4 separate regions of the Mus musculus genome follow, and regions 2, 3 and 4 are each linked to region 1. A link is a loop called in an ENCODE intact Hi-C map of the cell type or tissue named here. Cell type or tissue: gastrocnemius. All regions are shown on one strand. Region 1 has its middle 30 kb from the start of Gm35551. Region 2 overlaps Gm41640 (predicted gene, 41640). Region 3 overlaps Gm35551 (a long non-coding RNA gene). Region 4 overlaps Thada (thyroid adenoma associated).

The links. A loop is a pair of places that touch in the nucleus more often than their neighbours do. Peaks named below come from ENCODE experiments on the same cell type or tissue, not always from the same donor. Only the 100,000 strongest peaks of a DNase experiment are listed, where the experiment ranks them.
Region 2: a loop joins it to region 1, with 2.8 times the contacts of the local background. A loop is called at or near these places in 22 of 42 quality-filtered maps.
Region 3: a loop joins it to region 1, with 2.3 times the contacts of the local background. A loop is called at or near these places in 15 of 42 quality-filtered maps.
Region 4: it touches region 1 in a loop (6-fold over the local background); 15 of 42 quality-filtered maps call a loop at or near these places.

The regions. Positions count from the first base shown.
Region 1 is chr17:84,109,938-84,117,937 of GRCm38, reverse strand. No RefSeq gene overlaps it. Among named protein-coding and RNA genes, the nearest start is that of Gm35551, 30 kb to the right of the region's middle. In gastrocnemius, no CTCF peak of the experiment used is centred here; DNase peaks (open chromatin) are centred at 1,746 and 3,819; H3K4me3 peaks cover 253 bases; H3K27ac peaks cover 6,989 bases.
Region 2 is chr17:84,173,335-84,181,334 of GRCm38, reverse strand. The region is part of intron 1 of Gm41640 (predicted gene, 41640); the gene reads left to right. Among named protein-coding and RNA genes, the nearest start is that of Gm41640, 5.6 kb to the left of the region's middle. In gastrocnemius, no CTCF peak of the experiment used is centred here; no DNase peak of the experiment used is centred here; H3K27ac peaks cover 1,582 bases.
Region 3 is chr17:84,024,311-84,032,310 of GRCm38, reverse strand. All of the region lies in intron 4 of Gm35551 (a long non-coding RNA gene), which reads left to right. Among named protein-coding and RNA genes, the nearest start is that of 8430430B14Rik, 30 kb to the right of the region's middle. In gastrocnemius, CTCF peaks have their summits at 1,432 (motif pointing left) and 3,569 (motif pointing left); a DNase peak (open chromatin) is centred at 3,567; H3K4me3 peaks cover 215 bases; H3K27ac peaks cover 1,988 bases.
Region 4 is chr17:84,382,325-84,390,324 of GRCm38, reverse strand. It overlaps Thada (thyroid adenoma associated), which reads left to right. Exons shown (of 38, transcript NM_183021.3): 26 at 3,723-3,814. Among named protein-coding and RNA genes, the nearest start is that of Gm24722, 5.1 kb to the left of the region's middle. In gastrocnemius, CTCF peaks have their summits at 4,436 (motif pointing right) and 5,465 (motif pointing right); no DNase peak of the experiment used is centred here; H3K27ac peaks cover 473 bases.

The sequences.
Region 1 (8,000 bases):
TCTGGGGTGGAGAATGTCCCTTGGCAAGGGAACCTGGTGGGAGGGGCTTTGCTGGGAGAGCTCCTGGGTGATGACCTCTAGGGCTCTCAGATAGCCCCAGATGAGCAGGACCTGACTGGCACCTTCTGCCCTCTGCCTGGCTTTTACTATAGCATACCGTGGTTGGTCTGGTTTGTTTTCCTCAGTATCTGGGATCATCTCGCTGAGGGCTTCACACACGCGATGCCAGGCAAGCAAACACTCTGCCATTAAGCAACATTCCCTGGCTCCTTTTTTTGTTTTGTTTTTCTTGATTTTTGTTGTTGTTGTTGTTGTTGTTGTTGCTTTTTCTTTTGAGGCAGGGTCTCACTAGGTAGCCCTGGCTAGCCCAGACATTGTGATGCAGATTAGGCTAGCCTCAAACACTTCAGCAGGCTTCTGCTTCCTGAGTGTGTGTGTGTGTGTGTGTGTGTGTGTGTGTGTGTGTGTGTGTGTGTGTTGGGGGGATTAAACTGGGAGCCACCATTCAGGGTGTCCTAATGTTTTCATTTGGATACAAGTTCTCCACAGGCTCCCCAAGCTAGCCTTGAGTTTACACTACAGTCCATTCTCCTGCCTCAGCTTCTCAGGTAGCTGGGATCACAGGCCCGTGCCACCAGGACTGTCTACTTAGTTTATGCATCCAGTTAATCTGTTTATTAGTTAATTAATCCCCAGCTAGACTGTAACCCTCAGAGGTCCTAGTCTCTCTGGTTCCTTACTGAGAAGGATGCTGATCTCTCATGGGATGGAGAAAGGAAGGAATGAAGAAACTTAGGCTGTGGAAGACAACAGCTAAGTGGGGGAAAGTTCAGTGGGAGGGTAGTTACTAAAGGCAAGCCAAAGAGACAACTCTAGGCGGCTGAGAAGAACGAGAAGTACTTTAGAAACGAGAAGGAACAGGGGCCACCACGTATAGTCATGAGACCTCAAAGCTCAACGGTACCTTCTGCAGTTGTTCAGTTTTCCACATGGACAACAGTCTGTGGTACTCCCCACAGATGGGGAAGAACAACCTTGGCCTCAGCAGGCTCTGAGGTGGAAAAAAAAATGCATGGGTTAGGGGCAGGCTCAAAGGTGTCTTCAGTAGGAGAACAGGCTGTACCCTCTGTGAGGGTGCCACGTGGTTATGGTTAGCAGTTTGCCATCCGGTGTTGTCTCCAAAGACAGTTGTCCGAGGGGGTGGGGGGGAGCAACTGGTGTGCTGTTAGAATCTCTGGTACCTGCTGTGCTCAGTGGACGGGTAGGGAAATCACCCGACACACCCCACAGACACCCACCAAATGCTGGGGACCAAGATAATGGTAACCGCCACGGGGAGGGCTATTTCCTGAGCTGGTGGGGTAATGGAGGTTGGGGACATGGTGTTCTGAGGTCTCAAACTGAGGCCTCAGTGGGGACCTGTTCCAGCTGCACCACTCCTCCCAGTCCTACCGGCTGGGCACAACAACAATGTCCTGGTGGCTTTGGCTGTCTGGATGAGTCACCTTGCCCACAGTGAGCCCGACTGGCGATGTTATCAGTAGCCTCGCTTGCTTCATCCTGGGTGACATCACCCACCTCTGCCTTCTCCTTCTCGGCACTGAACCATAGCCTAAATGCCCTGGCATATCCTGGGCAAGCTGGCCTGTAAGACCACCAGGGCATCTCCACAGGGGCCCTAAGAGGTCCTCGTGGAGGCTCAGCCCAGCCCTGGTTTTGCTGTGCAGGTCCCTGCCTACCAATAGGGATTAAACATAGAAGGCTCTTTTCTACCATGTGCCATAGTTACCCCCTCTCCTTTCTCAGCCGAATATCTCCTAGGAAGGATGCCAAATTGCATTCTTGGATGGAAGCCCTGAATCCCACACATTGTGGCCTGGGCCTGGGTTCCCCAACTTCTGCCTGTTGTTGGCCTGGTGTCCCTAGAGCTTCTGGGATGGGGTCGTTGGGTCTCTTAGCTCACCTAGGCTCAGACTGTGGCATGGCAGCTTCTTGGGGGCTGAGGGTCAACCCTGTATCTGTTGCCTTCTTGTCCTTGTTCTCAAAGGTAACCTGTGGATGTTGCCATATAAGGACCAGAGGATGAGCAGAGCAGTGACCATGCACACACAGGACTTCATAGCAGAGGCAGGATGGAAGGGTGGTCCCCGGGCGGGTCCCCACCCGTCTTCTCTATCCAGTGGAGCTGGATAGCAAGAGATGGCTGAGAGAGCATCATATGAGGCACACCCCCCCCCCCCCCATCTCCACCTCGTGCCAGGAGGCTACCTGAGCTTGGCAGGTCAAGGAGTCAGGGGGAATGTGAGTGGAGGGGCAGGGAGAAATGTCTGCCCACCGAGGGGACCCCATGAGACAGCACCTCAAGTTTAGACTTTTAAACAGCATCCACTTTCCCTTCAGTTATCCGGAACAAAAGAAATTGTTCCTTAGGTGGAAAAGGAAACCACAAAAGCAAGAGAGCCCACCACTAAGGTCATATCGTCTTCACCATCAGCTGAAGAGCAGAGCCCCAGAGCCGCCGGGTGCACTGGAGCCGGCCCTAGGAGCCAGCAGCTCTGCCCAGCACGCAGTCCGCCTCTGCCTCCTGTCTCTCCTGCAGCATCCCTGACTTCAGTGCTCTGTTGTCACACACAGCCAGTGCTAGGCAAGCATTGTGGTGATAATAGAGAGGTTGAGAAGGCATGGGAAGAGGTCAGTAGGAGAGTTTCAGAGAGGAGACTACTCCTTAGTTGGGTTAGGGCCAGCTGACTAGGCCCCCAAGCTCTTAAGTACCCTTCTGCCCTGAGCTGAATTCTCGTCAACCAAGAGGCACACCTCACCTCTTCAGACTTGGTCACCACTACTAAACTCCCGCCTGTGGTCTGCCTAAGACCTCCAAGTTCTAGAACATAGCCTAGCCAGCTCTCCTGTGCCCCTTCCTTGGCTGCAGACCTGGTTCTAATCCTACTCAACCCTGATTGTCTTTGTTGGTAAGAGCACACCCTGGGGCTGCCTGTCTTTTGAATTCTTTCCCCTCTCTTAAGAAACAAAAAAACCAAACATTAATTTTATTTTACAGGACTATAGGTGTATAATACCATGCCTAGTACCTCTTAAAAATGCATTTTATTCTACTGTTATCTTGGGAAGACTTCTCACTAAATTGCCCAAGCACTCCTGGAGCTCAGAATTTCCCCTGCCTTAGCCTCTTGAATAAAGAAAAACTTATAAAGAAAAACTGGTGCGTGTTTCCAGTTTTTCCTGAGAGCTGCCGGTGGAACCCACAGTTCTGGTGTCCCTTCCTCAGGTGTGTGGTGCCCTGTTTTCCTGGCAGCTCCTGCCTTCCTCTCCAGTCGGACCTGGGTACTGATGGGCACCAGCAAGCCGGGTGCCAGTGGAAATGGCACTTAAGTCTGAACATGTACCTCTTTCCCCTGGCCAGCCCTTCCTCTCATGAACGTGGGGTTGACCACGCTAGCCTCTGCACCATGCAGTGTCAGCCTGGGGACAGGGTAGACTTGCCAACAAGGCCCAAAGGTTGCCCCAACCACATGGGGCTGACACACTGGCATGAAAGTCAACCTGCGTCTGCTGCAGGCTGTTGAGTCCCCGGTAGTTCTTTTGCATTCTCTGACCTTGGTCTCATCGTCTGCCAAGTGGTCAGCATAGTCCCTTCTCCTTCCTCAGAGGAGGGGGAAGGGTGGGTGGGTGAGCCTGGGAAGGTGCACACCCTGCTGAGCGCGGGCAGGCAAGCTCCCTGGGGTGGAACTAGGCTCAGAGTCTGTAGGCCTCACCATGTGGCGGCCTCCTCCCTCCCCAAGCCTGGGCCGTGTGACTGAGTTCACAGCGCCCCCTGCTGGCAGGCTCTCTCAGAAGCTCCCTGTGGGCAGCCCGAACCCCACATTCCTTCACAGATGGGGTCTTGCCCTCTGTACACCCATTTTAAATCAAAAGTGCCCCCCAGAAAGTCTAGGCAGCATGAAGTCCAGGCTGGGGGTGGAGTTGGGGAGCCAGCCGGGATTCCCAGGATAAAGTTTAGTAGGCTCCTGAGTCTTTGAAGTCTGCCAGTCCAAGCCCACATGGACTGGTGGGGGATATCACATAAGGGCAGGTTTGAGGAATGAGGAGCCCTACCTATGTACCCTGAGCCTGACCCTCATCAGATCTGCAGAAGGCAGAAGCAGAAGAAGGTAGGGCGGTCTTCAGCCCTGCCTGCATATCTCTGTCAGACCCTTGCTCCACATTGGTGGCTTTACCCACTGGGAAAGTCAGCAAACTCAGCCTCAGCCCCACCTTGAGCTCTTTTACTGCTGGTGAGACTTCCCTACACTGTGGTCTTCCCAAGCTGCTTGTATCTAGCCAAACACAAAATTCCCCCTCCTCCAGGAAGCCTTCCTAGATGGCCCCAGGCTTCAGGGATTTTCTCTGGCTCCAAGCTTTTTGCAGGACTTCTCACATATATTTCATTGTCTTGTGCAAGTGTTATTTGATCCCATCTTTAGAAGCTCGGACCACTAGGTGGAAGACTTTGTGCTGCCTCTTTTCCTGGAGCTCTGGGAAGGTCTAGGGGGACAGAACATGCCTGTTAACTTTGTTTTAGACAGGGTCTCACATAGCCCAGGCTGGCCTCACATTCACTATGTAGCCCAGGCTAGTCTTGAACTTACTGGTCTCTAGTCTCAGCCTCACAAGTGCTGCAACTAAAGTGATTTTAAGATCAGCTGTAACCATGTGGGTGTGGTCTTGCCCCTGGGGCACATTGGCAATGTCCATTGATAATGTCTGGGTGTGTGGGTGGGGCCTGGATGCTAATGGTATCTTAGAATAAGTGTCAGAGATACAGTCATTGTCCTACAAGGCACAAAGAATAGTGCCCAGGTTATGAACACTGATTGAAATAAATTCAGATCTGGTATTTTTATTATAGTGACCAGGGTCAGTGGGTCCCACCGGAGACATCAGCACTCCCTGGGAGGATTGACAGAGCAAGGTTTGAATCAACTGTAACTGTTCCTTCTCTGTCCTCCATAGTTTTGGGTGCCCTGAAACACTTTTCTGGTCTGAATGTGGCTTGTGCAAGTGGAGGTGGGCCTGAGCCAAGGAGGAGGGTCCAGACCTGAATTAGAGTCCTTAGGGTAGTGTGGCCAGCCCTTGGGAGCAGAGAGTGCCTATAAATGGGGATGGAGTGACCCCTTTCAGTCCCAATGGACTGAGGTCCTCAGCTGTTCCTGTGTGCTCAGCATTTCTGTCTGCTGATGGGTGGGGCACTCTTCCCATAGCCAGATGTGGGAGGTGGTTGTGGCAATAACTGCCCTCCTGGGAAACAGCTGTCAGAACAGGACCGCTTTGACGAGCACATCAAAGCTGCTTGCACATCTCCTAGGAACTGACTGGGTGGGTGGGACAGAGCAGAGCCTTCAGCCAGGAACAGCTGTTGGCCAGGCCCCAGTGCAGCGCTGGAGGCCAAGGAAGGCATCCCCGTTAGCTGGGGGTTAGGAATGTCCCAGAGGCTAGTCATCGTGACACAGCTCTCCTCTGCATAATTCTAGGTGGGCTTGGGCTGTCCGGGGTTCTTGGTGACCCCCTGTCGCCTGTGGAGAACTCTGTAGGGGCCTGGCTCCCTCCTGAGGGCGGTGCTCCTAAGGAGGGGCAGGGAGGGACTCTCTTTCCTTTTCAAGCCATGGAGAGCAGGGGCACTTCCCTGTGAAGGCTCTAGCCTGTTTTTCCTTTCAAAGGGCCCAAACCTGACTAAGCAAAGGATGGGGCTTTGAGGAGAACAGGAAGCCAAGCTTCCCTGCTCTCACATTCTCCACAGCGAGGCCCCACGGCATCTCCTGAGGGCCAGGAGAGTACACGTATGTGAGACATGGGAACAGGCCCAATATCCTTGGATCTTATCCCATGGCATTGTGGGGCAGGGAATGTTCTGGGACCAGTCCTGGAACCAGATGCTGCAATATATAGGAAACAAGAACTTTAATTCCCCTAAAGCTTTGGCTTGCTCATCCGTAAATGGGTTTACTGACACTTCCTGTGCTCTAGGTTGTTGGGAGAGTTGGAGGGAAGGTACTAGAGGTGTGCCTGTGTCTGTGTGTGTATGTGTGCGTGCGTGTGTGTATCTGTGTGTATGTGTGCATGTGCGTATCTGTGTGTGTATGTGTGTGTGCGTGTGTGTGTATCTGTGTGTATGTGTGTATCTGTGTGTATGTGTGCATGTGTGTATCTGTGTGTGTATGTGTGCGTGTGTGTGTGTATCTGTGTGTATGTGTGCATGTGCGTATCTGTGTGTGTATGTGTGTGTGCGTGTGTGTGTATCTGTGTGTATGTGTGTATCTGTGTGTATGTGTGCATGTGTGTATCTGTGTGTGTATGTGTGCGTGTGTGTGTGTATCTGTGTGTGTGTCTGTGTGCGTGTGTGTGTGTATCTGTGTGTGTGTCTGTGTGTGTGTAGTTGGTGCTCACGACATGCTGCCAAACGTGGCTATAATATTATAAATCTAGCGTTGTAATCTTCACAGTGGCCTTTTCAGTGGCTGGCATGAAGTTTTAAGGTGGCCTGTATCGCTTTAGCTTAGAGTGAAAGCAAGGCTCTCTCTCTGGGAGGAGCCCTGAGGTGTGGCAGTTGAGAGAGATGGGCCCCAGGAACGTTTTAGGCACTTGGGTTCAGGATAAAAACGGCAGGTGTGGCATATCTGGGGCTACAGCTAGGGTTGGCTGGGTTCCTGTCACCTTAAGGGACTGTGTGTGTCAGTGTGTGCAGGTGGGTGACTGTGGTTCGTGACCTGTTTGAGCTTGTGTGTGTGGGACAAGTGTGTAACCAGGTGGGGCTGTGGGCAGTCTCATCGTGGGTGTTCGTGTGGGCCTGTGGGCCTGGATCTCACTCTTCGTGGATGGTTTGGTGCGTGCGTCTCACAATCTGATGGCCTCACTTCCCTCAGTGAGGGTGTCTCTCCGCATGTGCAGTGTGTGGCTGAGGGACTGGCTATTGCATCCTTTCTGACAGAGTTGTAGGTCTTGTGGGCATGCCAGCTATGAAGGAGGCCATGGAGGTCACACAGGCCTGCCCCCAAGGAGCAGTGGGCTTAGAGGCTCTGCTGGTGTGAGAAGCATCCTTTACTCTCTCTCTCTCTCTCTTTCTTTCTTGTTTATTATTTTTGTTTTGCTTTGTTTTTCAAGACTGGGTTTCTCTGGTTGTAGCCCTAGCTGTTGTGAAATTCACTCTGTAGACCAGGCTAGCCTTGAATGCTGCTGGGATTAAAGGTGTTCCTCTACCCCTGGCTGGCATTTAGTTTTAAGAGAAAGCAGCTGGCTTCCTTTCTCAAGCATCTATATTCCATCCTTCTCACAGCACATGGGAAGTGAGTGTATCTGCATTCCAGTTACTCTACATCTGTGTCAACACTTGGCACTGTCGATGTTTTTGAGTTCAGCTGTACTTAGTTATTTTCTATGCTTTCCTGGCTCTGTGGGGTTTTGGCCCGGAGCAGCCCCTAAGGAGTAGGCTTCTGACAGACAGCACACAATTTTTTTCAGACATGTCTTGAATATTACTTGGGAGGTATTTATGTTAAAAAGTTAGTTATTATTTGCTACAAATCTAAACAAGTGGGCCCCTTTGTTTCTGCTTAGTCCAGGCATCCTTCCTCGCAGCTTCCTCCTCCACACCTAAGTGAGGTAAGAGCTGATGGAGAAGTGGAAAGCCAGCCAGCCTACTCAGATCACTCCAGTCAGTTTGTACTTGTTGACTGTGTCTCCTGGGGCTCAGACTGGACGTGACTCACCCCGAGGCTCACAGCGAGTGCCTGGTAGGCTCACATAATCTAACCCCATGAACCCAAGCAGTGGTCAGGGTAGCTCCAGGAGGCTCTGGAAGCAGACCAGCCTGGTTTGCAAATACTGAGCCATACTGTCAACTTCGAGGGCAGCGTTACATAACAGTTCTCGGCTCTCAAGGCTTGTCCTCCATCTTGAGAACATCAGAAATGCAAAGCAAGCAGAGGTCACTTTCAGGGGTGGGGGGC
Region 2 (8,000 bases), 63 kb before region 1:
TATGCAGAGTGTAAGGGTCTCCCGGCGAGGATGAGTGTGGGTGTGTCTTGTGATGTCCAGACTGCCTGTGGAGGGGTGTGTGGATCTGTGTGTGACAAATCTGAGTGTGATTTGGGTTTGTGCTGTGTATGTAGGGTTTCAGAGTCTGGGGGTGGGGGTGGGAGGGAGGAGTGTCTGTGGGTGTTTCTGGTAGGGTATTGGTGTGATGTGGGGGCTGGGTGTGTGCAGGTGTGTGAATGTGAGTGCATGTGTGTGTGTGTGTTGCTCTAGTGGGTGTGCCCTGTGGTGTGAGTGAATGTGGGTTTGGGCGTGTCTGTATGTGTCCGCAGCTGTAGGAGCAGGCATGCGGGCCTTCAGTGGCTGAGGAGGAATGTTCACGTTGGGTTAGCAGTGGTGTGGGGGTGTGTCTTCACCAGTGAGGAGCAGGGGGAGGGGGGACCAACACCCACAAAGGAAAAGCAGCCTCCTTATCAAGCCTCTTTCAAGTTAAAAACTGCTTTCAAAACCCGGAAATAACTGCCAGGCTGCCATCCGCTTCCTGCTGGGTGGGAGGTGACCGCAGTCTCCAAGCCTGCAGGGACCCCAGAGCCACCTTCATTGCTGGGCACACCTGCCAAGGCTAAGCTTCATGGGCCCTTGCTGTCTTCAGGGACATTTTTAGCAACAATTCATTCTCTGGGGGGCTGAGGGAGGGGCCTTTTATTTCCATCTGGGCAGAAATAGCTCTGCCAGATAGTCTTCACCCAGAGAGGTCGCCCCCCAAAATAGAGAAAAGATGTAAGGACCCAGGACGGATGGGGAAGGAAACTCCTGAGATCGTTGAAACCAAGTTTAAAATATTTCTCTAAAAATAAGCTTTGTTTTCTCTGTGGACCTGTCTGGCACAAGGGTCCTCCCTTCAGTCAGGGTGCTTCGCTGACCTGGGAAGCCAGGCGGAATTTTATTTTAAAAAGCAAGTGTTTCCCAGCTGCGGCCTTGGAAAGTTCTCTGTTTTCCATTTATTAAAACTCCTAGTTTCCGGCTAATTAAAATTATTTTCAAATAAAACTCTGTAGCCCAGCAATATTTGATGAAACACAGAATTCTCAGTGACCCTCCGCAGGAGGCTGGGCCAGCTGTGGCCAGCCTGTGTCTCCTCTACTGGGCTCAGGGCCTATTTTATCCAGAAGAGGAATGGGCCTGGACCATAAATTCCAGCAGCCATAGCAGGCCCCATAAGCAGCTCAGAATACTTTACTCTCTTGTTGGCTGCTGTGCTGTGCTGTGCTGGTGCTGAACCCCAGGGCCTGGTCAGTGTCGGGCCAGTGCTTACCACCAAGTCACATCCCCAGCACTGAAGATTCAGGGTAACTGGGAAGCTGCTGCCCTCCCCCAAGCCACTATCAATACCACTAACACCATGGGCAGAGGGTCCACTTCGAGAGAGACACATAGGCTGCATCAGTTTTAATCCCAACCCTCGGGAGGCAGAGACAGTCAGGTCTCTTGTCAATTCGAGGCCAGCCAGGTCTGTATACCTGGGCATATTCAGGGCATAGTGAGACCCTGTCTCAAAACAAGGCAGGGGGAGGAGGCAGGTGAATTGCTACTCACTCCTCCCTCGTCTCCACGACCTAGAGACCCTTGAGACTTCAGAATGAGTGAGGTAGATCAGTATCTCAGAACTTGACACATAAAGTACCTAGCAGAAATCCACAGCCACCTGTTATATTAATGGTTGAGAGAGACAGCTGTGGGGTACACACACTGAGGGTGAGGCAGAGCTTGCAGGGACTCACCTGCTGGCAGATCCCCTGTTGGGCACCCAGCAGAGAGGCAGGGCCTGTCCTTTGTCCCACAGATAGTTCACCGTGTCTGGTAAAGAGTAAGTCTAAGTCGATAGCTGCTGCCTTTAGGGAGTGTACAAATGAGGGTGTCTCCTGGGAGCATCAGCACCTCGTACCTTTCTGTAGTTGAAAAAGTATCCATTGTATGGATATCCGGCCGTCTGTTTAACAGTCACAAGATGGTGGACACATGGCGGCTGTTTCATGGTACTGCTGGGGGCAAACAGGTCCTGGTTTGTTGGTAATGTATGGTTTCAACCCCGTGGGGCATACCATGTTTGATCAACCCCAGAGGCTCACACGTGCTAGGGCTTAGCTCTACCCTATGGCTGAGCCACGCCCCCACGCTCACATACTTGAGGTAATATGGTAGATTGGTTTGTTTGTTTGTTTGTTTGTTTGGGCTGTTGGATGGTACTGACGTCTAAGGCATGCAAGCATTCCACCGTCATGCTACATCCCTTAGCCAAATCAGGTATTTTATGAATTGTTTTATTGAGGCTGGTTCTCTCGACTAGCCTGGAACTCACTCCAGCTGGTCTTGAGAGATAGTGGTGGGATGATCAGGAATTCAAGGGCATCTTTAGTTGTATAGCAAGTTCAAGGCCAGATTGGGTTCCAAGAGACCGTGCCTTGAAAAATCAAGAGAAAAACCAGGTGTACCTACTGTAATCCTTCCACTCAGGAAGCTAAGGCAGGAGGAAGGACGCAAGTTCAAGCTTGATCTCGCCTACAAACTGAGTCCCAGGACAAACAAGACTCAGTCTAAGGAAGGAGGAGGGAAGGAGGCACTGTTAGTGTGGTCCCTTGCACTTGACCTCTGGAAGGCGGAGGCAGGACCACCATCAGATATTTAAGGCCATCCTTAGCTACATAGTGCATTTGAGGCTAGCCTTGGGTACATGAGACCTGTCTTGGGGGGGGGAAAACACCTCAAATATCTATTGATGAGTTCCAATTTCAGAGAATCTAACCCTGTCTTGGAACCCCCATGGACACTTGAGACACACATGGTGCACATATATACATGCAGGCAAAACACTCATACACATAATATAAAATAATAACTGTAGTAATAGTAATTTTGTTTTTTAATTATGGCATGCTAAACCTGGCATGGTGGAACACAACTTTAATCCCAGCACTTGGGAAGCAGAAGCAGGCAGAGTTCTGAGTTTAAGGCTAGCCAGGTCTATAGAGGGAGTTCCAGACCAACCAGGGGCTACAAAGTGAGACTTTTTTGTTTGTTTGTTTTTGTTTTTTGTTTTGTTTTCTCGAGACAGGGTTTCTCCGTATACCTCTGGCTGTCCTGGAACTCACTTTGTAGATCAGGCTGGCCTCGAACTCAGAAATCCACCTGCCTCTGCCTCCCTGGTGCTGGGATTAAAGGCGTGTGCTACCACCGCCCAGCTGTGCCCCAAATTTTTATGTGCAGTCACTTAAATGTGTACTTCTTTTATTTTTTCAAGTTACATTTTTACACACACTCACACACAAGCACTTTCTTGCACACATGACCATGCATGTGTGTCAGAGGCTTGACACCACGGACCTCCCTGTGCTGAGCGTCCTTAAATTAACTATGGCTAAATTGTGGGGTGTGCTGGTGCCCACCTGTAATCCCAGGCAGAGGCAGGAGATTAGCAGCAGGTCAGTGGCAGCCCAGCTGCCTGAAATCCAACCCCTACCTAATCTACATAAGACCTGCCTCAGAGCACCACGGAGACTCAAGGTGGAGGCTGGGACGTAGGTCAGAGGCTTCCTGGCATGCCTGAGGCCCTGAATTCAAAGGCTGCACTGCAAACAGGAAGAAATAAAATAAGCGCAAACAGTAATCTGTCACCCTGGCCCTGGACAACTGTCTTTTGTCACAGCATGCCCTGGGACACAGCCACAAAGCCTTTGCTGATTCTCCTGCTGTGCAGGAGCCAAGAGCGTCTACACCACCACTTCCTCAGCCCAGAGACCGTGCTGTCCGGGGAAGGGGCCAGCCTGAGTTGTACCCGGCAGCCCACGTGTGTGACTCTCGTAGCTTTCTCGAGCTTTTCTACGTGGCTTCTTTGTTCCCAAAATAAGAACTCTGAGACCTAGGTTTTTGAGTTTTGGGGTTTGTTTGTTTTAGATTTTTACATTTATTATTATATATAAGTACACTGTAGCTGTCTTCAGACGTGCCAGAAGAGGGCATCAGGTCTCATTATGGGTGGTTGTGAGCTACCATGTGGTTGCTGGGATTTGAACTCAGGACCTTCAGAAGAGCAGTCAGTGCTCTTACCCGTTGAGCCATCTCACCAGCCCTTTATAAATCTTTTTTTGTTTGTTTGTTTTTGTTTTTGGTTTTTGGTTTTGTTTTTTTCGAGACAGGGTTTCTCTGTATAGCCCTGGCTGTCCTGGAACTCGCTTTGTAGACCGAGCTGGTCTCGAACTTAGAAATCCACCTGCCTCTGCCTCCCGAGTGCTGGGATTAAAAGTGTGTGCCACCACGCCGGACGAGACCTAGGTATTTATGACTAAATGACTAGGCCATACACTTTTGGCCACTTTCTGACTAGCTTGAAACTCCTATAACTCATTTATTCTAGTGTGTGTCTGCCACATGGCTAGTTACCTCTCCTCCTCTCCTGTTCCCGACTTCCTCAGGGTCTGGGCTGAATTTCCCTCCCTTGACTCTTTCCCGGATGTCCCACCTCCTATCTCCTGCCCCATCTAATACGCCATCAGCTTTTTATTGGCAAGTGATGCTTCCACACGGTATATGAGACATTCTCTCCAGACACCCATCTACGCTTGCACCCTCCAAGGTCCCTGGCGCTCTCCTTCGTTTTTTTACCTCCAGACCTTCTCATCCTGTGTGTCAAAACCCCACCCCCTTTCTGTTCCTACTGCCTCTGCAGGGCAGGACTCCCTGTGCTGGCCCGGGCTGAGGCAGAACCAGGACCCAGTGTTCTTCAGGAGCAGGATATAGGAAGGAGAAGCTGATCCCTGGCATTGTCTGAAAAGCTTCTAGTCTCCAATAGCTCAAACCTAAGCTTCCAACACACCCAGTGAGGCTCTGCTGCTTGCGAGCCTCTCTCTTGGCTGATCATGTCACCTGGGGACCTGCTCAGCCTTCTAGGTCTCTTCGGGGATGTATTCCTGGGGCCCCTCCCTTTCTTTCAATTCTGCCCAGTTAGATCTCAACAGAACCAAGCTTCTAAAGCCACTCCTATGGCCTGCCCTGACCCTCTGGGGAGGCCTTTCTGGGATCACACTGTCTGTCTTATAGCAGCTACTTATGTGTCTCTCCAGCCTGTGAGCGCCTCCTGAACGCCCTGCCTTCTTGTCATCCCAGGATGGCTCCTAGTGGCCCTTTACTAACATCACGTGATAACACTAACCCCACCCCCAATCAGGCTCAGGAACACAGAGGGGAAGATACTTGCCCAAAGTATCTCAACTCAGGGATGGTGAGGCCCCCGTCCACCACCCACGGACACATAGAGGCAGGGCAGAGAGCCGAACTCTTCACAAGAGGGAAAGATAGAATTTTTATTTTACTCTCTTCATGACTGTTCGTCAGAAGAGAGTCAAAACAGCAAACACTGAGTTCAATGCACATAGAGAGCTATCTATGCCAGGTCTTAGTCCCTCTGAGCTTAGCAAAGGCAGCCGTTTGGTAGTCATGATGTGTGAGGTAGCTATGCTGCCACCTTCTTTAACAGAAAGTTCATTACGTGCTTGCTTACATGTGTGCGTGTGTGTGTGTGTGTGTGTGTGTGTGTGTGTGTGTGTGTGTGTTGGGGTGTGTGTGCACATGAGTGCAGGTGCCTTGGAGGCCAGAAGAGGGCACTGGATCCCCTGGAGCTGGCGTTACTGGTTATGAGCCTCCCATTATTGAGTGCTGGAAACTGCGCTCTGGTCCTATGGGAGAGCAGGAAGTTCTCTGCTAAATCTTCCCACCACCACCTCCTCGTGTTTTACACATACACACAAACACGCGCTCGCGCAAAAGAGAGAGGAAGGGGGAGAGAGAGAATTCGAGAGAGAATTCTGACCCTCTCTCTCCACGCCGGGTGTTGGCCTCCTCTCTCTGCGGCACCACGCCTTGGATCATGACGCTGGAGATGGGTACTCTCCGACCCCTCCTCCATCCAGTGCTTTCTCTGTATAAGTGGTACCGCTTAAGCAGCTGTACCTGAGGCCCTAGGGCAAGCACTTAGGTCTCACAAGCCTGAGCAGTGCTAGGCCAGGTCTCAAGATGCTGCAGCTGAGTCCGTGAAGCAAAGCGCATGCGCATTTCAAAGCTCAATGCCCAGCCTGGGTATGGCGGGCACAAGGCCCACACCTGTAATCTCAGCGCTCCAAAGGCAGCAGCAAGAGTATTGGAAGAGCCTTTAAACCCAGCACTCGGGAGGCAGAGGCAGGCAGATTTCTGAGTTTGAGGCCAGCCTGGTCTACAAAGTGAGTTCCAGGACAGCCAGGGCTACACGGAGAAACCCTGTCTCCAAAAACCAAAAAAAAAAAAAAAAAAAAAAAGAGTATCGGAAGTTCAGATATGATCATTAGCGTGGACTTTTTTTTTAATTAGATATTTTCTTTATATACATTTCAAATTTCAAATGCTATCCCGAATGTTCCATATACCCTACCCCGCCCAGCTCCCCTACCCACCCACTCCTGCTTCTTGGCCCTGGCCTTCCCGTGTACTGGGGCATATAAAGTTTGCAATACCAAGGGGCCTCTCTTCCCAGAGATGGCCGACTAGGCCATCTTCTGCTACATATGCAGCTAGAGACATGAGCTCTGGGGGTACTGGTTAGTTCATATTGTTGTTCCACCTATACGGTTGCAGACCCCTTCAGCTCCTTGGGTGCTTTCTCTAGCTTCTCCATTGGGGGCCCTGTGTTCATCTTATAGATGACTGTGAGCATCCACTTCTATATTTGTCAGGCACTGGCAAAGCCTCACAGGAGCCAGCTATACCAGGGTCCCTTCAGCAAACTCTTGCTGGCATATGCAATAGTGTCTGGGTTTTGTGGCTGGTTATGGGATGGATCCCCGGGTGGGGCAGTCTCTGGATGGTCCATCCTTTCATCTTAGCTCCAAACTTTGTCTTTGTAACTTCTTTCATGGGTATTTTGTTCCTTATTCTAAGGAGGAATGAAGTATCCACCCATTGGTCTTCCCTCTTTTGATTTTCTTGTGTTTTAAAAATTGTATCTTGGGTGTTCTATGTTTCTAGACTAATATCCACTTATCAGTGAGTGCATATCTAATGACTTCTTTTGTGGTTGGGTTACCTCACTAAGGATGATATCCTCCAGATACATCCATTTGTCCAAGAATTTCATAAATCCATTGTTTTTAATAGCTGAATAGTACTCCATTATGTAAATGTACCACATTTTCTGTATCCATTCTTCTGTTGAGGGACATCTGGGTTCTTTCCAGCTTCTGGCTATTATAAATAAGGCTGCTATGAACATAGTGGAGCATGTGTTCTTATTACCAGTTGGAACTTCTTCTGAGTATATGCCCAGGAGAGGTATTGCTGAATCTTCCGGTAGTATTATGTCCAATTTTCTGAGGAACCGCCAGACTGACTTCCAGAGTGGTTGGTTGTATAAGATTGCAATCCCACCAACAATGAAGGAGTGTTCCTCTTTCTCCACATCCTCGCCAGCATCTGCTGTCACCTGAATTTTTGATCTTAGACATTCTGACTGGTGTGAGGTGGAATCTCAGGGTTGTTTTGATTTGCATTTCCCTGATGAAGGATGTTGAACATTTTTTCAGGTGCTTCTCAGCCATTCGATGTTCCTCAGTTGACAATTCTTTGTTTAGCTCTGTACCCCATTTTTAATGGGGTTACTTGAATTTCTGGAGTCCAGCTTCTTGAGTTCCTTGTATATATTGGCTATTAGTCCCCTATCAGATTTAGGATAGGTAAAGATCCTTTCCCAATCTGTGGGTGGCCTTTTTGTCTTATTGACAGGGTCTTTTGCCTTTGCAGTTTTATGAGGTCCCATTTGTCAATTCTTTTTTTTTTTTTTTTTTTTTTGATTGATTGATTATATGTAAGTACACTGTAGCTGTCTTCAGACACTCCAGAAAAGGGAGTCAGATCTCGTTATGGATGGTTGTGAGCCATCATGTAGTTGCTGGGATTTGAACTCCGGACTTTCGGGAGAATAG
Region 3 (8,000 bases), 86 kb after region 1:
GGCTTATAAGAGGGATGGAGGATAAGTTAGAGCCAGTGATGTGACAAAGGGATGAGAGGTGGTCTGTGAAGGTGGGGGAAGGGGTTACAGGCCAAGGCATCTATTAGATACTAAGAAAGACAAGGAAGTGGGCTTTCCCCCAGAGCCTTGGCCTGTAGATGCCTGACTTTAGGCCAGTAATGTTGAAATTGAACTTCCAGCCTCCAGAACTGGAGGGAAACCAATGCTTGCTGTTTCTAGCCATTTAATCTGTGGCCATGGCGATCACTGGAGATTTACACTTGCTGAGGGCTACAGAAGGAGCCAGGGCCAGATCTTCTCAATGAGACCAGCTCTCAGGAATGGATGCCCTGGGGCCTCTGGGAGATGTGTGCGTGTGTCAGAGAGAAGAGAGACCATGACTTCTTCACGCATCAAGAGATTCTTCTGGGCAGATGACCCTCCAGAGGCACGGCAACATTTTTCTCTCCAGGAAAAAATAACTCAGTGTGTATCAAGAACTCAGTGTCTCACACGCACACATGGAGTCGTGGGTCCCCGGGAGACACAAGCTCTGTCATTCTCTCCAGGCCTCTTTAATTTCCTTGGGGGCAGGCAGGGAGCAGGGCTAAGGACTATGGACTCCTGGTGACATCTGGAATTCTCCAACGCTCCTAGGGGTCCTGTGGAGTTGGCCCTCCTCTCCAGTGTTTCCTGCTTCCATGCAGTCTCTGGGAGGATTTGACACATTTCCTAGCTGGGGAGCATGGTTGGAATTTCCAGCCGGCTTCCAGATGTGGCGCTGACTGGGCTGGAAGATGCTTTTTTGAAAAGCATCTGGGAAGCCAGGGGTCCCCCAGCGCCAACCTAGGCTGTTGTGCATGTCCTTCTTCCTCACGCTGTTATGTGGTTGGGCTTTCCATGGGGGAGCTCATGGGTAGGGTTTCACCATGTGAAGAAGGGTGTAGCCTGCCAGCTTCAGGCCCGTAGTCCAAAGGTGGTCTAGCACAGCAGGTCAGAGGGGCCAAGGCTGATTAAAAAAAAAAAAAAAAAAAAAAAAAAAAAAAGACTAGAAGGAGCATGGATGGAGTGGGCTGGCCAGGGTGAAGAGAGGGGAGGGGTCCAGGAGTCAATACCCAGTAATAATGAGTTTCTGGCCCTGGGCTGCTGGACAGCAAGATAAAGGGGAGCCCCTTCACTGGTTAGAGCTGGTTCCTAGTGCGTGGGACAGTTCGGTTCCCTAGACAGCATTGCCAAGGTCAGAGAATCCTCAACAAAGGAGTGTTCTCAGCTTGGGAGGGTTCAGGCAAGACACGGGAGGATTAAGAATGTCACAGGGCTGGAGAGATGGCTCGGTGGGTCCTTGCCAGAGGTCTTGAGTTCAGTTCCCAGAGCCCATTTCAGGTGGCTCATAACCACATGTAACTCCAGGCCCAGGGGATCTGCTGCCCTCTTCTGGTGTCTGTGGTTAATTGCATTCATGTGTACTTACACCCACACAGACGGACACACAGACACATAATTAAAAATTTAAAAACTAAAAAAAAAAAAAAAAAAAAAAACCCGAAAAAAAAAAAAAAAGAAAAGAAAAGTCCCTTCTAACTCCCAGCCATGCCTGTTAGGATAACCCTGTAATAGTCAGCTAATTAGGAGGCTGAGGTAAGAGGATTGCAAATTCAAGGCCAGCCTGGGCTACAATGGTGACTTCAAGACTAGTTTAGGCAACTTAGTGAGACCATCTTAAAATACAGACTAGGTGTTTGAACCCTTGTCTGGCATGTATCAGGTCTTGGGTTCCATGCCTATTAACTCCAAGAAGGAGAAAGAGGAAGAAGAGGAGGAAGGGGAGGGAGAAGAGGAAGAGGAGGAAGAAAAGGAGAAAGGAGGAAGAGGAGGAGGAGGAGGAAGAAGAAGAGGAGGAGGAGGAGGAAGAAGAAGAGGAGGAGGAGGAGGAAGAAGAAGAGGAAGAGGAGGAGGAGGAGGAGGAGGAGGAGGAAGAAGAAGAAGAAGAAGAAGAAGAAGAAGAAGAAGAAGAAGAAGAAGAAGAAGAAGGTGTCGTTCCCTCTGTCAGCCATTCTCTTTGATACTCAGATACTCAGAATAATATACTCCACCTGAAAGATGTCCCTATCCCAGTCCCCAGAACCTGCGCACACATCACCTCACAGGCAAAATGGGCTTTGCAGGTGTAATTACATTAAGGCTCTGAAGTAGGAATATTGTCAAGATTATGTGTGTGTATGTGTATGTCGTGTGGGGGGGGGGGTCCCCCTGCTGTCACAAAGGTTCTCAGGAGAGGTCAGCAAGCGAAGGCTGCAGGGAGGGCTCTTGGGAGCAGTGGGGAGTGTCTGAAGGTGCTGCTGGTGGCTGACTTGAAGACAGGAGAAAGAAGCACACACACAGCATGGCTGCTGCCCTAGGACCTGGAGAAGCCACGGGAGCTGCTTCAGTATGCCCAGAGCTGCTTCAGTATGCCCAGCCCTGCAGATTCTTCAGTGGTGTCCAAGGATGCTGCTCTTGGGAGCTGGCCTCAGGGCTGTGATGAGACATTTGTCATGTTATAAGCCTCTCTGTGTGGAATTTGTTATAGAAGCCCTGGACACTCACACAGCTTCCTGCTGTGGGGCCCAGAGTCCCCCTCACTCTTTTGGGCCAGGCACGCTTGAGACCCACAGACTGAGAGTCGCCAGTCTGATCTGTCTCAACAGCCCCGGTGAAACCCTGACACAGGCCAGAGATGTGGCTACCCATAGCTTGGGCTTCCAGTAGTGGGTGCAGAGCTGTGTCCTGGCCCTGGATTTGCCTGACAGATGGACCCCTCTGTCCTCTCTGGGCAAGCCATCCACCTGTGGGGTAGCCATCTACCTTCTTGCTTGCCCTTCTCTCCCAGAGAACAAGGCCCACAGATTGCCAATGGGATCAGAATGGGGGTTTTAACAGAAACTCCGGCTGAGTTGAGATGTCAGAATCCTTTGTCCTGTGTCCTGTCACTTTCCATTATCGCCCCCCCCCCTTTTTTTTGGTAAGGGAGTCTCACAATATAACCTTGGCCTCAAACTCAGAGATCTGCCTGTCTCTGCCTCCCAAGTGCTGGGGTTAATAGTATGCACCACCCCACCCCGCCCCACTTCTCTTTCCGATTTCAGGAAGGGTCTAGCCCAGGCAGGCTTGAAACCATGAGTTACTTCCTCTGGAGTACTATGATTACAGGTGTGCACAACACACCTAATCATGTTACTTATCCCCCCCCCTCACCCCCCGCTTACAAGCTCAAGCATGCAGGCCCACGTGCAAGTTACACCGACACTCTGCACGCACATACTTTCCGGGGCTGCAAACAGCGTCCACATGTGCAAAGAGGATGCCTCAACGCAGACCAGCAATCACGGACTTGTTTGTAGCTTCCCGCCCACAAACACAGATACATTCATTTTATACCCACCCACCAGGATACGCACAAGCACAGACACACCTGTGCATGAGTAAAGACCACCCATGCGTGTGGACACCTGTGAACAGGGGCGGAGAGCTACGTGCAGCCTGCCCCGCCCCACCCCCAAGCCCTCTAGCCCTCTGCTCTGGAGACCTCTGCTGGTGGAGTCTGGAACAGCTCCCGGAGTATGTGACACTGAACAGCGCAGAGCTGGATGGTGGAGGGAGGAAGAGAGGGGCCACCGGGGTTAGCTCCCGGGCTCCACGTTGCTGCTTTCACCGGGCCCACGTGATCTTCTGCAGCTTCCACTCCAGTGCAGAAGCAGAGATTCCACACGCAGAAGTCTCCAGGCTTCTTCCAGACTTAGGCTCACCCTGCCCTAGCAGTGGCCTCTCCTAATGTGTAGTCTATTACATAGAGAAGCCCCCCCCACCCCGGCCTGGCTGCATCCACACTTCTCTCAGTCTATGACAAGGCTTCGCTTACGGGGGAACCCACGCCAGTGTCTCCTCTTCCCGTCTTCCCCCTTGCGCCGCTTTCTAGTAAGGAGGAGGGACCCAGCCTCTCTCCTTGCTGCCACTGGGTCTCTGACTTGGTTTGCGACCTCATGTCACACATGCAGGTTCCACTTCCTGCGCTATGGTCTTCCCGTCTCCTCATGGATGTTCAAGGGGAGTGAAACTCGGAGACTTGGAACAAAATGGATGAAATTAAATTCTGATGGTGGCTCAGTGGGGGCAGTTACTGTCCCCAGCCTCCGTTTCTTCAGGGGGATTGGAGATCTTGACTTTTGGGGACAGGGTGATTAAATGAGACAGAATCCTCAGTGGTCAGTGTCAGGCATTGTGGACCACTGGCCATGTAAGATGACGAAGAGAATCTGGCCAGGAACTCCGTGGAGGGCCAGATAAACTCACTTCCAGAAAGGAGCGGTTAGTACTGTAACAGTGATCTCCAAGGGGCTTCAGCGGGGTCTAAGGAGGTTTTGTTTGTGTGGCTGGGGGAGCCGCTGAACTTCACAGAGGAGATGAAGTGGTGTCAGCAGGCGCCCTCCTCTCTGTCTACGCCCTCGTTTCCGCAGGCAGAAATCATTTCCTTACAGTTAGAATTGGAACCGACAGTAAGCAAATATTGGTTTGGTGGGATGCGGTGTTATCGACCACCTGATTCTGTGCCATACGGCAGTGTTTCCATGGGCCCCTGCTCCCAGGTAGCGGGTGGTCATGGCTGTGAGCCGACCTGTCTCGCTAATCCTCTGTTCTTCTCAGTCCCCTCATGTCTCTTCTCCTTGCTCTGTGTACCCAAGGGCATCCATCACCTTGTCATCCCGTGTCATTAGCTTTTCTTTGAACGTTTGTAATCCCGCTGGCCCAAACCACAGGTGGGCTGTGCTTTTGATTCCTTAGCCTTAGGAGCAAGGACTCAGTCGGTAGAGCGCTTGTCCAGTATGCGCATGCGCATGGGTTAGATTATCAGCTCTGCATGAGACTGAATATGGTTAGTGGTGCATACCTGTGACTCTGGCATTCAGGAAGTGAAGGCAGCAGGATCAGAAATTCAAGGTAATACAGTGAGTTCTAGGCCAGTCTGGATGCCCTGTTGAAGAAATTTAAGCATACACACACACACATGAGCACTTGCAAAGAAAAGACTCAGTGTATGATCAGGTTGGCCCTAAATGTCTGTCTGAGCCATCGCCACACTGGACATCTACTTAAGAAAAGAGACCACGAATCCACTGCAGGGGTGGTGTTAGGACTGGAAACATGGTGTGTGGCTAGGAAAGTCTGCTTGTTTTTGAGACTGGTGCGTAGAGGAGAGCCGGCTTCTCCTCAGGAGGGAGTGATGGGAACGGCGTCCAGGAGGAAATGTCCAAATGCTCTTTAAAGACCTGAGATGCTGGAATCGTTCTTTTTTAATCTACTGACTCTTGGCTTGCTCCTTTCTGGAGATGGGGGGCAGCCTTGGCTTCACCTCAGTCAGCCAAGACCGGTCAGGTAGACAGAGCATACCACCAAAGGCCCTCTAAGGCAGCCGTGGCAGACCCAGAACGGAACAGCAAAGAAGAAAGTCCATAGGCCCAAGAAGTTGAACCACACTGATCATGTTAAAATAAAAAGCAACCCCCACCCTCACCCCACCCCACCCCACCCTGCAAGAGAGAAAAGAGATTGTGGTATGTACCCCACCTGTCTGCCAAAGGTGGAGGGGACTCTGGAGGCTTCAAGAGAGCGGGAGCCCAAAGGTCATGGGTTCAGATGTTTCCTTCTGAGTCCACCCCATGGTTATCGATCTCTTGCCTTCACCTATTTTGCCACCCCAGGCTGCTGGTGAGGGGGACTCGGGGAGAAGCCAGAGGGCTGGGGGCCAGAGGGAGTAGGATGAACAACCAAAGACAGCTCAGGGATGTCCTGGAAAGAGCCAGACTCTGGAGGGAAGGCAACAATAGGCCTCTGTTTAGCGTCCACTCCCCTCACAGGTCCTGGCAAAGGGAAGCCTCCAGGCAAATCAAACACCGCCCACATCCACAGGCTGCCAACAGAGGCAGGTGAGTCAGAGCCCGGGCTTAGCTGATAACAGGCAGCAGCGGCCCAGAATGCAGCCCTTGTTGATGGCTGCCCCTCCTCGCCCCCTCCTCACAGCTGGGCCTGCTGGAGCAAGCCTGAGGGTGGGGCTGATTGTCAGGAAGCAGGGCCCGCTGGGAAAAAGGAGAGGCCCAGCAGCCTACCGTGCGAGGTGTGTTCTGTGGTAACTTGAAGGTGTAGTGGGGCAAGCGGGCAGAAAAAAAAAAGAGAGCTAGGGGAAACCCACAATGTCAGCTGTGTTCTCTACCCATAAATCCATTCATTCCTCCGGGGGGGGGGCGCGGGGGGGGCAGGGGGGATACCACTTTCAGTACTAAGGCAAGACTCTGGGCTGAAAAGGGCCAACATTCAAGTTGAATCAGCTTGGGAGGAGAGGCGTCTGGGGTAAGTCCTCAAGTGGGGCAAGGACGGAGAAAGATGGGAGGCTGAGGCCAACCCGCTGGCTAGGGCACCTTTTGCATCGTTTCCTTACCTGTCTCAGGAGCTGGCTTTATCTTTCTTCTGCATATGGGCTGTGCATCCCTCCCAAACTAGAGAGAAAAATAACCGTGTCACCAGTTCAGGGTCAGATCCTCATGGTGTTATGACTAGAAAGAAAATGCTCTCCTATGTCACCGGGTTTGGTTAGAAAGTCTGTAAGGACTCCTTATAGGCTCCCGTCAAAGCCTGGGACCAGATCTGGGCCAGGCATCGCTCTGGCCAGGGAGGTGTCTTGATGTAATCTTCCCAGATTCTTTGCCTCGCCCATTGTCAGACACATGTGAGAATCTCCTCGCTGTACACTTGGGGTCTCTTGTGACACAGCTGCTAGTTGACCCCCATAACAATGTTACCTTTTCTTTCATAGATCAGAAAGTCTTTTCTGGAGCCAGAGAGATGACTTAGTGGCCCATACTGCTCTTACAAGGAACTGGACTTTGGCTCTTAGCAACTATATCAGGTGGCTCATAACACCTGTATAACTCCACAGCCAAGGAGCTCTGACCTCTCAGACTTCCTTAGGTACCTACATCCATGGGCACATACCCACACATAGACACGGGGGTATTTAAAAATTTTTTTTAAAGTGTTTTTTTTTTCTTTTTCTGGATACATGGCTTCTTGGTGTAAAATAAAAACAAAAAACCCCTACATTTCCCAGTCTCCCTTGCAGCTAGGGGTCTGCAATCCAGGGACTAAAAGTTCTGGTCAGTAGGGTGTGAGCAAAGCAATGTGTTCAGCTTACCGATGGTGCCTTTAAAAGGGGGGATTCAGGCTCTGCTGGCCTCTTTCTCCTATGTGGTACAGGCTGCAGGTACAGGTCATATACGTGAGGTCATATCCCGGGGTCATATATGTGAGGTCATGTACGTGAGGTCATATCCTGGGTCATATATGTGAGGTCATGTACGTGAGGTCATATCCTGGGTCATATATGTGAGGTCATGTACGTCAGGTCATATACCGGGTCATATATGTGAGGTCATGTACGTGAGGTCATATCCCGGGTCATATAGGTGAGAACACAGGCAAAGGAATGGCACTGGAGCAAGACAGTCAGAAGCGGCTTGAGACCTGGCTTCTACTTCTGGACTGTTACACAGAGGAAAAGAATAACCAGTTTGAGCTGGAACAATGAATGGGTCAGTGGTTAAGAACATTTGCAGCTCTTATGGAGGACTGGGGTTTGGTTCCCAGCACCCTCCTCTTGGCTCACTGCCATCTAAGGGAACTGATGCCCTCTTCTGGCCTCTATGGGCATGAGACATACATGTGATAAACATGTACACGTAGGTAAAACACCAATACACATAAAACAAATTATTTAAAAAGAACAAACCATCTCGTTGGAGCCTCTTTGACTTTGGGTCTCTGCTATATCAGATAGTTCTGTTATCTAAGCAAGATATCTCCAGGGCCTTCTCCTAGTATCCAGTTTTGAACCCAAACACAGCCTCTTTCACAGGGTAGGTTTTGTTTTTTCCTGGTATAGTTACCTCTGTCCCAGTAAAAGCCCGTCTGTA
Region 4 (8,000 bases), 270 kb before region 1:
GGACAGATGTGGTCTACTGCTGTGTTTTATTTGGCTTACAAGATGGTGCCTCCCTTTCCTTTAATTTGTTGCCAGCATTTCCAAATAGTGAGATTTCACATAAAAATTGAGGTTTCTGGCTTCCCTTGAAAAACACAGAAGATCTGGCAACACTGGTCTTCTATTCCCTGGAGGCCACTAGTCAGCCTGAGCTGGATATTAACTGGCCTAGACACAGTGCTCTGCCATTTCTATTGCCAGCACTCTGGACAGCTGAGTCGGTGGCTCTCAGTGCAATGGCTTCGGAAGCCCCTTTCTAATTCTACTGCTTTTACTGTTACCTTCTTCAAAAATATGCGTTGCACTTTCCTGTGCTTGAGTACATAATTATACAGCTCATGTGTAGCAGTCAGTCACATTATAATTGTTAAGAGCTTATTAAAAAGCAGAAGAAAACAAAGTAACAGCTGGGGTTATGGGTCAGTGATGGATCACTTGCCTTGCATGGGCAAGACCCCGCGCTTTACATAAAGGCTATTTAAAACTCAGTAAGAAAAAGACACCCCAATTAAAAGTACATGCATTTCTCCAAAGATGATATTAAAGTGACAAAGGACACATGGGAAAGTGTTTCCTAGCATTCCTTCCACAATAGAGGTCCCAGGCACGGAGCTTATGTCATCCGACTTAGCATCAAGTGCCTTTATCTGTTGAGCCATTTTGCTGGCTCACATTCTTAGTTTTGATAATCTCTCTGCTTATATTACTAGTTGACATACATTATTATGATGATGCCTACTTTTAATATAGGTTCTGTTATAGAAGTTTAAAATTTCTGATTCTGAGTGTTCTTCATGATTCTGGTATAACTCAGTACTCGCTCATTTGATAAGATAATTGAGGAAGGCTAATATTAGGATAGTGAAGATTTTTTTGTGATTCCGAAGGATCTTGACACAATGGCTTAGTGAAGATAGGCTCTGTTAGTATGTTGGAGTAATAATTATGCTTTATTCATAATAATTTTTCCTTTATTAAAAGATTTATTTGCTTATTTTACCTGTGTGAATGTTTTGCCTGCATGTATATGTGTGCACCACATGTCTGCCTGGTTTTAAGGAGGTTAAAACAGCATTAGATCTAAAATTGGAGTTGTAATTGGTTGTGAGGAACCAAATGGGTGCTGGGTCCTCTTCAAAAACACCCAGTCCTACACCTGCTGAGCCATCTCTCCACATGATCTTGCCCCCTTTTCTTTTGAAAGACATTATATACCCTCATGATATTACCCAAGACATTATATACCCTCATGATATTACCCAAGATATTATATACCCTCATGATATTACCCAAGACATTATACACCCTCATGATATTACCCAAGACATTATATACCCTCATGATATTACCCAAGACATTATACACCCTCATGATATTACCCAAGACATTATACACCCTCATGATATTACCCAAGACATTATACACCCTCATGATATTACCCAAGATATTATATACCCTCATGATATTACCCAAGACATTATATACCCTCATGATATTACCCAAGACATTATATACCCTCATGATATTACCCAAGACATTATATGCCCTCATGATATTACCCAAGACATTATATACCCTCATGATATTACCCAAGACATTATATACCCTCATGATATTACCCAAGACGTTATATACCCTCATGATATTACCCAAGACATCATATACCCTCATGATATTACCCAAGACATTATATACCCTCATGATATTACCCAAGACATTATATACCCTCATGATATTACCCAAGATATTATATACCCTCATGATATTACCCAAGACATTATATACCCTCATGATATTACCCAAGACGTTATATACCCTCATGATATTACCCAAGACATTATACACCCTCATGATATTACCCAAGACATTATACACCCTCATGATATTACCCAAGGCATTATATACCCTCATGATATTACCCAAGACATTATACACCCTCATGATATTACCCAAGACATTATACACCCTCATGATATTACCCAAGACATTATACACCCTCATGATATTACCCAAGATATTATATACCCTCATGATATTACCCAAGACATTATATACCCTCATGATATTACCCAAGACATTATATACCCTCATGATATTACCCAAGACATTATACGCCCTCATGATATTACCCAAGACATTATATACCCTCATGATATTACCCAAGACATTATATACCCTCATGATATTACCCAAGACGTTATATACCCTCATGATATTACCCAAGACATCATATACCCTCATGATATTACCCAAGACATCATATACCCTCATGATATTACCCAAGACATTATATACCCTCATGATATTACCCAAGACATTATACACCCTCATGATATTACCCAAGACATTATACACCCTCATGATATTACCCAAGACATTATACACCCTCATGATATTACCCAAGACATTATATACCCTCATGATATTACCCAAGACATTATACACCCTCATGATATTACCCAAGACATTATACACCCTCATGATATTACCCAAGACATTATACACCCTCATGATATTACCCAAGACATTATATACCCTCATGATATTACCCAAGACATTATATACCCTCATGATATTACCCAAGACATTATATACCCTCATGATATTACCCAAGACATTATATGCCCTCATGATATTACCCAAGACATTATATACCCTCATGATATTACCCAAGACATTATATACCCTCATGATATTACCCAAGACGTTATATACCCTCATGATATTACCCAAGACATCATATACCCTCATGATATTACCCAAGACATTATATACCCTCATGATATTACCCAAGACATTATATACCCTCATGATATTACCCAAGACATTATACACCCTCATGATATTACCCAAGACATTATATACCCTCATGATATTACCCAAGACATTATATGCCCTCATGATATTACCCAAGCAGGCCTGCCTGTAGCTCACGATTCTCCTGCTCCGACCTCCCAAATCCTGGTCTTACAGCCTTGTGCTACTGTGACTGGTTGTTTTACTTTTTATTAATCAATTATCATAAAATAATTTCAGAGGCTGTGTGGTGTTACTGCACACCCTTAATCCCAGCAGAGGAAGGTGAACTCTTGAACTCTTGTGAGTTCAAGGCCAGCCTGGTCTTCAGAGGGAGTTCCATGACAGACAGGAGGACTATGTATGCAGAGAAACCCTATCTTGGGTGGGAAAAATAATAATAAATTAAAAACAAAGAAAGAAAAGAAATCTTCTGAGTTAAATAACTTGAGGGGGCTATTGGCATTGTAAGATTAATAATACCATCCTGAATACTAACCGCCTTGGCTGCTTTAATTCATGGATTCTATCAAGTTAAACCTCACGAGTGTCCTTCACAGATGAAAGGAGGAGCTCGGGTCTCCCTGGTGTGCTCATTGTCAGGTGACGTGGGAAACTAAAGTCCGCTTTGGTTTTAGAAGTATGGTATTAGAAAGACTCTGCTGTGTGCAGTGGTTGGACTTGCACAGCTGGTACAGCTGAAAAGGAAGCCATTGAATGAATTATCAGAATTTTTTTTCTCAGTTGCCTTTTTTATGAACACAATCCTTATTTTCTTTAGCCCCACCTAATTAGTTAATGATTTTGAATATCTAGTTTAAACATTATAAATGGGTTTCGTGCCGTAACTACTTTCTAACTCTCACTTTCTGTTTATTTTACATTAGGTGAGAAATTCATCCACACTTCTCTTTAGTTCCTTGATCACAAGAGTTTTTGGCGTTAAGAGAGGAAAGGATGAAGTTTCCAAAACAAATAGGTAAGCCCAGTGCAACCTCACCTTCACACAGAAGCTCGGGCTAATGTAGCTGCTGATTCAGAGTCCTCAGTGAGCCAAGACTGTGCAGGTGCTCCAGTGGGCTCAGCCATACCCAAGTCTGCGTCCTTGGGCGGATCAGCTGTGTAATAAGCAGGTCTTGGGAGGCAGCAGGAGCAGGGCTGCAGGGCAGGGCTGCAGGGCAGGAGTGCAGTTTGACTACCTCTGGGTACATAAGCAAGGCTTCTGTCTGTACTTGTTATCTTCTTCAAGTATTGATGAAATGCCCCCAATTACTCTTTCTAGTTGCACTTAAAAAACTCTTCAGCAGGTCATCCTGTCATGTCCAGGTAGAGACGTAGCCATCTCTGTCTGTGTTCAGTGTATGTCCCTGACTCCTTTTTCCTTGTACGTTGTATGTGGACACGTGGAAGAATCACTACGTCTGGCTTTTTGGAGTTTATGCTCTCAGATACTTTTCTCGACGTGATATCTTTAGTGAACCTGTGCACACATTTTGATTATAGACAATTTAAATGCACGGTGAAGTTGTATGCGTTTCTAAAGAAGAGAAGCAATTAACTAGGGAATTGTTTCCACTGCAGAGGAGTTGATGCTTGTCTAACACTAGGTGTCACTGTTGTTTTGTGTTCAGTTGCTCCCTTACCATTACTTAGGATCCAGTTTGGTTGGCTAAGTGGTCTTTAGTTTTCCCTCTCACCTAAAAAGGTTGCCATGCTCCAAATTTAAGTTTTAGGCTGATTACTTAAAGAGTGAATTTTTTTTTCTTTTTGGTTTTTGTTTTCTAGACAGGGTCTCTCTGTGTAGCCTTGCCTGTTCTAGACTTCTCTCTGTAGACCAGGCCCACCTTGAGTTCATAAAGACACACCTGCCTCTGCTTCCTGAGTGCTGGGATTAAAGGCGTGCTCCATTATTGCCCAGCTCTCAGCACACCATTTGGATGCTTTGCACACCACTCCTAAGATGACCTGCGCCTCCAGCACCCACAGTGTTTCTCTGCTGCTGCTGCTTCTTGTTGTTGTTGTTTTTTTTTTTTTTATAGATTTATTTACTTATTTCATGTATGTGAGTACACTGTAGCTGTCTTCAGACACACTAGAAGAGGGCATTGAATGCCCATTACAGATGATTGTGAGCCACCATGTGGTTGCTGGGAATTGACCTCAGGACCTCTGGAAGAGCAGTCAGTGCTCTTAACTGCTGAGCCATCTCTCCAGCCAGAATATATTTTCTTGTGATAGAACTAAGTCTTAGGAATTAAAAAGTATGCTAGACACTGTGACACTGAGGCACACCACTGTAACACCAGTGCTAGAGTGGCTGAGATAGGAGGATTGTGCATCTGAGGCTAGCCTTGACGACAGACTGAAACCATGTCTCCCAGAAAAAAAAAGTTATGAGATATATGCTGTCAGTGAAACTTCGTGTCACTCTGAATTGTAATTTGAAAATCTATTTACCACTCTGTAAAACTCACCATATATATAAAAGGGAGGTAACTAGATATAATTATGAATCACCTAAGAATTTGATGAAAATACTAGACTATTTTTTAATCATTATTATTTTTCTGTGTATCTATGTGAGCATATGTACACATGTATGCAGTACCCACAGAGACCAGAAGAGGGCATCAGGTCTGTGAACCACCTGATGTGAGTGCTGGCATCTGAACCCAGATTCTCACAATTGAGCTGCAACTGTTTTTAATGGCTGAGGCATTTCTCTAGTTCTTAGTCTGTTCTGAAATCCAAATTGTAGTTCAAAAGCAAAACATTGCTTGTTTGGAAGGATGATGATAATTTTTGTTTTTCTTAAAGTAGTTTGTCCATTGAGTAGTTTAAAATGACTAGTGCTGCTTCTCTTTAGGTCTGTGCACCTGGGTCATAATTCTGCAGTGTGCTAAGGTTCAATCTGCTTATAAAACCGTGATTACTGGTGATACAAACCAAGCCTGAGGAGACAACCCTATAGCCTCAGTCCTCAGGATGCAGGTGCAGGAGCATCTGGAGCTGAAAGTCAGCCTGGGCTACATAGCTAGTTTGAGGCCAGCCTGTGCTACTCGGAACTTTGTCTTGGAAAAGCAAATATAATTGGTTTCTTCTTATAGTTGTGAAGTGCATACAGATTTTACTATGAGAAGTACTAGAGAAAATGATGAGATGTTTAATTTAGGTTGAAAGGGGGGAAGAATATGGCAGTCATAAACATGGTTTTACCAACGTTACACTGATGGAGATCCCTTCTGTACATGATTCTCTTTGAGTTGGAAAGGGTAGGAAATGAGAACTTTCCTGGAGAGAAAGAAGCAGCGTAGTTCAGAATGGTTCTAGTGCAGTGGAAGGGAAGTGAGGAAAAGGAGGAAATGGATTCTTTATTCAGTGTGATGGTCGCTTTTGGTCAGAGCCCTTGTGTTTGTCATCTGAAGATTTGTCAGGGCCACCCTTACACAGGCTTCTGCTTTCTCCCAACTGGAAAGCCTGTCTCAGCTGTCATTGGATCTGCACTCTAACGCCTTCATGGCCTCCAGTTTGCAGCAGTCGGTCTGCAAACGAGATGTACTTGGTTGCTTCGCTTTCTGCTGCAGTGCACATCTGCTCGTTCATACTGAGGCCTTTCCGTCTATTATTTGGTGTATGCTGGAAATGATGGCTTGACTTTTGTTTTTTTGCAATCGGGTAACTAAACTCACCTGGTGACATCTCACAGGATGGTGATGTTTGCTTTCACAAGGTCTCTGCTCTGCCAGAGAACTACAAATGTGTGCTACTGGTCAGGAAGGAGTTGACAGGAAAAGAACACCTGCCTTTTTCACCAGCTGTGAAAATCCTGTCTCTTGGAGTAAACAGCTTGGTTTCTAGGCTTTCTGCTGCCACTGGCAGTGACCTTCATAGACTCCTTTAGCTGCTCCCCACTACCATCCCAGGATACTGAGATCTAGGCTTCTGTCAGAGCTAAGCACTAGACTGCCTTTTCCTCTGACAGCGTTGGAGTCCTGCACGGACACAGACGCATTTGCTATTGCTTCTGTCCTGCTTCTGCCACCCTTGCCCCGCACCCGTGCTGCCAGGTTTTTGAGAAAAGTTTGGTGTCAGTGTCTTGACATTCTTTGTATACTTGGTGCCTCTAAAACTCTCTTGGATGTAGGAGACTAACAGACAGACTTGCTTAATAAGCACATTCTTGGTGCTAAACAAAGAAGAAGAAGCTGGTTTCTCCTGCTTTTATCCCCAGGTGGCTGCAGTAATTGACTGAAACAAGTTCTAGCTGATCTCTCTGTGCCTGGAGTTCCCCTGTAAAATGAGGGTTCTTGGAGTATCCCTGCTGTCCTTCTTTAAATGCTAAGCCCAGGCTTTCCATAAAGTTCTTAGAATTGCAGATTCGGTTAAGTGCAGTTCCTAGTGCATAGACCTGCACATAGTAGGGTAAAACAAACAAGCAAACAAAACCTACTTTCATAAATAAAGAAGTGATCAAGAGTCCATCTTCCTTTGTAAGTGTACTAAAATAAAGGTGCTTTTTGAGCTCATTGGCCTTGTTTTATATGTGTTCTTTGGTACGTTTTATTTGTCTGCATGTTTTAAACTGTGCATCTATTGAAGGATATCTTGTATTGTTTGTGGTTTTGAACTGTTAACAGATAAAGCTGTGACGGCCATTCATATATTTGTATGACCACAGAGTTTCACTTCCCTGGATTGAGTGGCGAGTTTTATTTATATTTTGTGCATAGGTGTTTTGCCTGCGTGTGTTGTGTGTCTGTGCAACATGTCCATGTAGTACCCACTGAGGCCAGAAGAAAAAGTCAGGCCCTCCTGAATTGAACTTACAGACGGTTGTTAGCTGCCATGATGGTTCTGGTAATGGAATCCGGTTCCTCTGGAAGATCAGTCGATCACTCTTGTTTAATCACTGAGCCATCTCTCCAGCCCCTTATTTGTTGTGTTCTTGAGTAGTATTTTATTTAGATTTTCTAAAACCTATTTCCTTGTGTTTCTTGTCATTTAACAGACTTAGAACTCAGCCTGACTCAGAGCTCTGACCATGCTTTCTCAAACAGCTCCATCTGCACAGGGAGGGTGGGGGTCCTGCATGACTCTCCCTTTCTTACAGCAGATCCCTGATTTAAACCCTATGTGAATTAACCTTCAAGTTGTCTTATTCAAGC